Regions from separate parts of the Homo sapiens genome. Here region 1 is linked to region 2. A link is an interaction called in ENCODE POLR2A ChIA-PET data of the cell type or tissue named here. Cell type or tissue: MCF 10A. All regions are shown on one strand. Each heading gives the region's core, and the rest is flanking DNA. Links, peaks and the distances in the headings are about the cores only. Region 1 has its middle 9.3 kb from the start of MAF. Region 2 overlaps MAFTRR (MAF transcriptional regulator RNA).

Evidence for each region. Peaks named below come from ENCODE experiments on the same cell type or tissue, not always from the same donor. Only the 100,000 strongest peaks of a DNase experiment are listed, where the experiment ranks them.
Region 1: POLR2A ChIA-PET joins it to region 2 with 6 read pairs; 3 of 35 experiments call an interaction of 5 or more read pairs at or near these places.

The regions. Positions count from the first base shown.
Region 1 is chr16:79,607,873-79,612,266 of GRCh38, forward strand. No RefSeq gene overlaps it. Among named protein-coding and RNA genes, the nearest start is that of MAF, 9.3 kb to the left of the region's middle. In MCF 10A, for the core only: no CTCF peak of the experiment used is centred there; DNase peaks (open chromatin) are centred at 2,179 and 3,149.
Region 2 is chr16:79,750,055-79,754,448 of GRCh38, forward strand. It overlaps MAFTRR (MAF transcriptional regulator RNA), which reads right to left. Exons shown (of 6, transcript NR_104663.1): 4 at 1,160-1,222. Among named protein-coding and RNA genes, the nearest start is that of LINC01229, 18 kb to the right of the region's middle. In MCF 10A, for the core only: no CTCF peak of the experiment used is centred there; a DNase peak (open chromatin) is centred at 1,947.

The DNA of each region.
Region 1 (4,394 bases), core at 233-4,232, 140 kb before region 2:
TTGTTTTTGAACCCAAGCACAGAAATTCATAGCAATCCTCCATAAGCTCCATGTCCCTAGATTCAGTCCGTTCTGGGACTAAATCTAACGTTTAGTCTAAATCGGTTTGGATCTAGAATGTGCCATCAGCTAGTTTTAATTTATTTTTCAGCTCAGTACCAGTGGCAAATGAAATGGATGTGCTTTTTATATGACCTAGCCTCACGGAGCCTGGTCTGTCACCTGCAAATTTGGCATTGTCAGGATTAGAGATTGTGCTTCTGGAGTGTCTCCTATGGTGTGGGCCACAGAGGAGCTCATAAATGATTGGAGCTTTTCTGAATTTCCTGCTCTTTCCCTGAGTTGCTGATAACAGCATTGGAAGGGACAAAGCCCTGTGGCATCTCAGTGGAGACTGTCCCTCCGAACTCCACAGTGACACACCAAATCATTCAAGTCCCCTAATGGACATTTTAAATGGACTCTGCCTAATTGGTAATTGGAGTTATTTTAAACTAAACGACCCCATCTGGAAGTCCTACATACACCTTTCTAATCAATTCTAAAATAATCGCACTTATTTTTTTTTTTTTTCTGAGACAGAGTCTCGCTCTGTTTCCCAGGCTGGAGTGCAGTGGTGTGATCTCGGCTCACTGCCACCTCCGCCTGCCGGGTTCAAGTGATTCTGTTGCCTCAGCCTCCCGAGTAGCTGGGACTACAGGCACCCACCACCATGCCTGACTGTTTTTTTGTTTGTTTGTTTTATATTTTTAGTAGAGATGGGATTTCACCATATTGGTCAGGCTGGAATAACTTCACTTTTTTTTGGTGTAGGCAAAGCTCTCTGTTGGAGAAGACAGATTACTAGATAATTGTGTCACATTTCACACCTGCCCTTGTCTTTGTAAACCTTTGCCCTGTCAAAATACATAGTTGTTGTCCAAAGTTGGGATCTCAGAGACTAATAAAAAATAAATGTAACCTAGAAAAGCTAAGCAGAAGAGCTGTGTGTGTGTATACATAAAAACATAGTTGAGATCAGCTCTTTCCTCCCTGTTTTATCTCTGGTTTAGATCACCAACTTCCCTGCCATTTCCTGACGCCAATTTTGAAGCCAGGGGGCTCAGAGGCATTTTCTTCAACAGAAGAGTTCAGAGTTTCAGTGTCCACCTTTGAGCTGCAACTAGTCCCTCAGTGGTGTAAATATGCATGCTGCTGCAGAATCTCCTGTTCCAGGATCCCACCTCGACCCCTTTCAGAGAAATCTGGGAATGAGAGAAGGAACCGGCCCAGGAGTGATTTATGACCTGCTGTCTGTGTCCTGCCTGAGGAAGCATGGCTCTGGCTGTTTGAAGCAGACCCAGACTGGGATCCTCAGAGATTGGAAGGAGTGATGGGGACCCTTCAGGAAAATGTCACCGACCGTTGACTCTCAGCTCAGCTCGAAGCTGCTGATGAGGGGGTAGGCTTGGTTGCTGTCACAGTGATGTGAGCTCAGGCAGTTGGGGTTGGGGAAGAGGGACCAGCCAGGAGACAAAGCATCTGAGTTCAGCACCCGGGTCCTCCTCTGATTCACCCTCTGACCTCAGCAAAGCCCTTCACTCTCTTCCTTCAACTCATTTTTCAGGCTGCAAATGGACTGAGCTGCGTGAAGCGGTAAAAAACAAACCTGCTTGCATGGAAGGAATGTTCCTAGCCATTTGAGGCTGAATATAGGGTGGGTATAAATAGGGACCAGACTCCCATAGACAGAAGGAAGCTGGCATGCCCGGGCTGCCATGGAGCATTGATGGGTCATGGTGGCAACGTTGGAATATCAGAGACGCTGGAATATCACACTGGAATATTTCGAGGTCAAAACAACAGACACATCAAGGCAGGGTCAGAATGGCACAGTCAACCCCTCCTGCATCTCCAAGCCAGAGGATGCTGTTGTTTTAGGCTGACATTGTTCAGAGCCTTTGGTGGCAGCACAGTGAGGAGGATCACTGGGCAGGGAGACATACCCTGGAGGTGCCTGATGCCAAAATGAGGATGTAAATCCTGCTCTGCCCCAGGTGTAAGACCTTGGGCAAATTAGCTGACCTCTCTGAACCCGTCTTTTTCTTAGTGAGAGGTAGACAGGAATCTTGTGATCATGATGAGCATGTATACCAAGTGTTTGGCATGGTGCCTGCCCCGAGCGAACGCTCAAAAGAGCAGGCTCTGTTAACATGTGCCAGGGACTCTGCCCACACTCTATACACGTCATTTTACAGTATGGGGCCCAGGGCATAGAAGGAACTTGAGAAATAACAATAGTTTCCCCTCTTCTCTCTGCTCTGCTCCTGCCTTAAAGTTGTATTTACCTCGTAACCTGTCCTCTTTCTCTCCTTCTCTCCTAAGTCTTTGCACGATTTTGCTCCCTCTTCCCACTTTCCCTGCCCTCTGCTTTATTTCCTGGCTAATTTTGACTCTTCTTCAGGTCTTGCATTTCCTCTTAAAAGCCTTACTTGTGTTCTCTTTGCCCACTGGCCCCCAAGGCAGGCCAGGTGCCCACTCTGTCTGCTGGTTTGTGTTTGAGTCCTCACAGTGCCCCAGGAGTTCCTACCCACCTGTGAACTGCTTAAAGCCAGGGACACCGCCTCTCATCTCTCCATCTCCTTCACCTGCTACAGAGCTCAGCATACAGTAAGCGCTCCATAAATGTTTCTTCAGTGAACATGATCACACTGTCTGATTCCTGGCTTCTTTTTTTGAGGCTTGAACCTACACAGAATGTCCTGTCAAATGTCCCAGAAAACATGACTTTGAAAGGGACAGGGTGGCTGGCTCCTGTGTTGCAACACAGCACTTCTTACCTTCGCCTCTCACTAGTCTGATTGGCCCATCTTTCAATTACCAGGATGCTTATCTTGCTCACTCATTAGCCTATATCCCTTAGCTGGCATTGAGTGGACAACATGGTTGAGATATGCGAGCTCTGGAACTGAAGTGGGCTGCAGTCAAATCTTGCTGGGATTGGTTTTTGGAGGAAGGGAGGCTTGGGATTAAGTGGCTGAGTGTAAGTGGGGCATCCTATTCCAGCACTGCCTGCTGCTGCTAGAGAGAGCCCTGGTGCAGCTTTGAGTCACAGCTGCTTTTCCCAGGACTTCAAGGCACACAGACACTATTTTGTAAGCTTCAGATAAGAATGCAAGGCCCGCCCTCATTTCCACATACCCAAATCATGCCCATTCTTCCAGGCACAGCTCATATGAGATGTGACGTTGCACCTGAAGCTCAGAGCAGAGTGTCGGGCATCCATTAGTAAAAGTTTGATGCTAATACTAAGCCCCCAGCTCCAGAAGCCCTCCTGCGCTCCTACCTTTCATTCCTGTATCCTCACAGTTGTAGTTCGACCTCTCTTTGGGAGCCTCACAATGTATCCAACAGGTAGAGTATCACCTTGCTGATTGTGTGATCTTAGAAGAGTTCTCGACGTGCTTTTTGAGTCTCATTATCTTCATCTGTATAATGGAATGTCAATTCAGCCTCTTTGGGTTGCAAGTGAACAAAATTTGACCTGAATTTGTTTAAGCAAAAAGGATTCTCATTGGCTTGCATGGCCCAAAATCTAGGGACAGGACTAGTTGGGATCAGGGGTCATATAGTGTCATTGGAACTGGCTTCCTTCCATCTGTGTGGACTCCAGACCAGGGCTCTGCATAAGAGTGTGATAATTGTAGTAGTTCCAGCCTTTAATCCTCCTATGCTGAGTTCATGGGAGTCAGTTGGAGGCCCCAGTAGGGCGCTCAAAGTCGCGGTTTGGGTTGCATGGGTCTAGTTCATTTGACTGCTTATAGGCTCATCCCCGAGCCCACCCCTGTGGCAAAGAGATGAAATATCTAATTGGCTGAGACTTGGACTCAGATATGGTATGGGACAGGGGCCTGGAGAATTCTCTGAGCCTGTCTGAGTGTGATGGAAATGCCATCACCCAGGGCGACACTGAGGAACCCAGCATTAAATGGCAGCATTACTAACAGCCAACTCAGACATGATATTCACCTGGGCCTTGCCCTTAGTTTTAACTTATCAGATTGTCACAGCAACCCTATCAGATATGTGCTGCTGTTATTTACATTTGATGGAGGATGTTACTAAGGTACCCCCTTAGTTTCCCCTTAGGCACTGCCTTAGAGGGCTTTTCCAGGGCCACATAGCAGGTGTAGTACAAGATGTAAATCCAGGCATGGCTGCAAAGTTTGCACACACAACTCCTTTCCTTTATTATGTATTGTAGGAGGGAGCCAGTCAAGAAATGAAAGGTAACAAAACAGATAAGTAACATATAATATATTACGATGTAATGTAATATGATATAGTATAGTATCATATAATATAGTATATTACTATATAATATAGTAACATATATCATATCATATCATATGGTA
Region 2 (4,394 bases), core at 168-4,167:
ATGGGTTTAGTAGCGTGTGTGTGTGTGTGAGAGAGACAGAGACAGAGACCTAGCTGTTAAAACTCACAATTAAATTGTTTTATTATTTTCAGCATTTACATTTCTGTTGTCTAACACCTTCTACAAGAATATAAACCCCACAAAGGGAGAAACCTGGTCTTCCTTGTTCACAGCATGACTGTATTCTCAGTAGCTGAAACCATGCTAGGCATAAATTAGTCACTTAATAATTTTTTTAAATGTATACTGTATTTATCTGGAAATTTTTAGCAAAGAAAAGCTGACATGTTGCTAATGGATCAGGTTACCTACATTTCTTGGGGTGGCCCTCTTTTTCTAGTCCCGTTGCAGCTTCCAGGCAACTAGGTTTTCTGAGTTCATGCTTTTTTTTTTTCTTTCAATCCCTTTGGCCCTGGATGCTGCGACATCGGGTTGCAAATGAGTTTTTCTCTGGCATGGATTCAGCTGTAAACTGCTTCTGTTACAGGTTAATAAAACCTAGGAAATTACCTCCGAACAGCCAGAAATACATTGTGGAAAAATGAGGAGGCAGTTGAGAAATAAGGATTTGAGTTTTCAACATTTATGTTGGCTTTCACTCCTAATAAATATTTAAGTTAAATTGAATTTTACTTAACTTGATGACTATTTAACTTTAATAGTCATTGTTTATAACAGTATTTTCAGCAAATGTTTAGTGAAGACTCTTTGGCTCTTAACCAAAATGCATTATCAGAAAACACCTTTCTCTTTCTACTATAAATTTATAACTGGAAGTTTAGTCATGTAATTGTTGTATGAAGCCAATTTCAGTTGTTTTTCTTTGTAGAAAAACAGATGGAAAAGAACTCCTTTGCATTTGGAATTTACGTGGTATGATTTACTTCATAGGATAAGTTGGAAATCACAGTAGGCAAAATGGTGCCCTTTTTCCAAGATTTCCATGCCCTAATCTTCAGAACCTGTGACTATGTTACTTTCCTTGGCAAAGAATTAAGATGGCAGATGAAATTAAGGTTGTTCATCTACTCAATTTAAAATAGGAAGATTATCCTGGATTATTCAGGCAGGTCCAATCTAACGACAAAGGTTTTTAAAAATGGAGGAGAGGGCAGAAGATGATCACAGAGAGATGTGATGTGAAAAAGACTCAACTCACCATTGCTGGTTTGAAGATGGAGGAAGGGGCCATGAGCCCAGGAATCCAGGTAGACTCCAGAAGCTGAAAAAGGCAAGAAATGGGTTCTCCTGAGAGGCTTCAAAGGAATGTAGTCCTGCTGACACTTTGATTTTAGTGAGACCCATGTTAAAATTCTGACCTTCAGAACTCTAAGATGATAAATCTGTTGTTTGAAGACACCAAGTTTTTGGTAATTCGCTACATCAGCCATAAAAAAACTCCTGCAGGAAGTTAACTGCATTCTCCCCCTAGAGGGGTAGCCATAGTATCTCTCTTCCATACTAGATATCTTTATTTTTGCATGAAATTTCAATCCAGCAAACATGAGCACAGAGTCACTTGGGTACACTTTTAAGTTTCCATTAAGTCATTTATTTTACAAGTATATAGTACATTCCAAGTATTCCCATCAAAATGGGAGGTGCCCATAAATCAAAGTAGATTTAATCTTTCAATTCCCAGCTCTTTTGCAAGAAGCAAAGAAGAGAAAAAAATGCAAGCACCTAACATTGTGTTGAATATGGAAAGAATATAGAAGTGCAGCTCTTCACTTTTTCCACCCAGCAGAGGTGGTGAACTGCAGTACCAGGGTTAATACCCATGAATAAGATTAGACCTGAATTGTGAGGGAAATAGTAGATGCCTAGAACAGTATGTTATTTTGAAATTACATTTTCCTACTTCTTGCTTTCCTGCTTCCATGGTGTGAAGGGAGCTTGTGCTTCTTGACGTGTTCCAGCTAGCTGAGACGCTCCGAGTGCGCCAAATGACTCAGTCTCTGGACTACTACCAATGTTTTTTAGGATTGAATCCTGCTCTTATTTTCTAAGGAACAATGTTTAACTGGTCTCTGTGGCATGGTGTCAACTGACATCACCCTTTAATTGCAGATATGTCACATTAGACTATCCCCAGTATTGAGGGAAAGATCTCAAGTCAAGTTAAACATTATGATGGAGGCTGTGGGTGCATTTTTTCACACTCCTGGTCAAGGGGAGGGCCCATGTCATGAGGATAGGTATATTTTGAGCCCTCTCAATATGACCCCAAAAATGCTAATGCAAGTCCAGTTTATCAAACAGCTATATAGCAAGCCAGTATGAAAATCCCTCTGGAGGGTACATCATTTTGCATTCATCTATTTTAAGTAACTCTTGTGAATCAGATAGTGCTCAAAACATATCAAGCTCAGTTCACACCAAAAAGTGGTTTTTTGAAATTTCTCTTTGTGATTATGAATGTATGTGCAATGAATTATGAGACTCAAAATAAGTATTCCCATATGATTGCTTAGGGATTTTGAAATTTAATATCTACATGAAAGATGATGAAGTCATCTGCCCAGTGGCCTCTGAGTGAGCAAGGTCCTGTGAAAAAGATCCTGCTCAAACTTGTTTTTAGTACCAGGAGACTAGAAGTGAATACAGGGAGAGCTGACCTTTGTACGGGTCCTTTATAGAACTGTTGTTCATCCAGATCTGATCTCGCACAAAGTCACTGGTTGGCCCCAGATAAGACATTCAACCTCTCTTTTGCATGAAGAACAACACCTGACTTTATTATCTTAAAATAACGAGAGTTGGTGATCTCTCACACTTGTGAGAACTGAGAGAGGGGATCTGCTTAAGGACCCCCAGGGAGGTCTTAGGAGGCTCTCCACTTCCTGGAGAATGAAGGTAACAAACCTGTAGGAGCCTTGAAGGAGGTGTGGAGACAAAAACACATCAACAGAAGACTTATCACAATGCTATTGGGAGTCTTTGGATTTTCCTTAAAAGAGAATTTAGTTCTCTGGCTGAGGGGTACAGATCTTCCCCCTTTATGGGCAGATATATAGAAGAATGTAGCACAGAAGCCAGCTCTAAGTAGAAAGCAAAGACGGGAAAACCAAGAAAGCAGAGTTTATGAGCTAGACATGGCATTGGGGGTATGGTGAGAATCAGATAGCAAGATGGCAGACCAGGAAGTGTCCATTTCAAGAAGGTTTTCCAAGGCATTCACAATGCGCACTGGACTAATTTCATACAGACTCTTTACTGTGGGGTTTCTTTTCTCAGTTGTATTCTGATGCCCATGTGTTAGGTCTTTGAGTTTTATGGGTATGGTCTTCTGTTCCTCGTATTTGACTGGTGAGCTCTGATCACCTGTGTTGTCTGCCCCATTGCAGCTCTGCAATGAAGGAGGGAGGGAGCCAGGGATAGCATGGGTATGAAGGAGCAGGGGACAATTGCTTGGATGACAACTGCAGAAGGAATGCAAGTAGAGCAAGGGTCACATAAAGCCTTTGTGATGGCCCCTTCAAAACCAGCTAATGTCAACTTTGTCAGTGCCACCCACTTAGACTAGGGACACTCCTCATAATCAGGATATCATTTAAATACATTGGACATCATGTGCTGAGAAGCTTGTCATTCGCTGTCTCCATCAGAAAAATCATTGTCCTTTCCAACATAATAATACTTGATTTCAGGCAAAATACTAGGTACTTTCCATGTACTATTTAATATTTCCCTGACATGCTCTTTCAAAGAAGCTCAGTAAACAACCCAGTAATTTGGCCAATGCTCTCCTGGATGATCTGGCTTTGTGTCTGTTTACAAAGATACTGGATAAGGCTAATATGTACATTGTTTAAACTAAGGTCAGATTTGCAAAGGACCTTGATATTCTAATGCTTGTGTTCTATATTTTTGTCACTCAAGATGACTTCATATTCTAAGGCTAAAAGGAGGTATCAAGCCTGACAGGATGATCTCTGTAGAGTTCAAATAAATTGGTGAAAGAAAAAATAATTGTGATCCTCTCTGATTTAGCTGTGTTTAGTTTCATATAACCTTGCTATCTCCCTTAAGCTTAGGCATGTTCCAGAACAGTTTTCAAAGCATGGTTTTTGTCAGCCTTACCAGGTCGAGGTCTTTGAGTGTGAGACTCTGTAAATCTAAACTTTTAACAAACACTCCCAGGAACACCTACTCACAGAAAAGTTTTAAAATCACTGTTCAGGAGGATAACATCTTAAACTGCAGAACAAAGGGTCTCTTCCTCCTGCTTTCCCTCCTTCCCTCCTTCTCTCCCTCCCTCCTTCTCTCCCTCCCTCCCTCCTTTTCTCCTTCCTTTCCTCCCTCTTTCTCTTTCCCTCTCCTCTCCTTTTTCCTGTACCATGCCTTTTTTTTCTTTTAAGTTTTAATCACTTCTTCTTTTCTCCCATATTTTC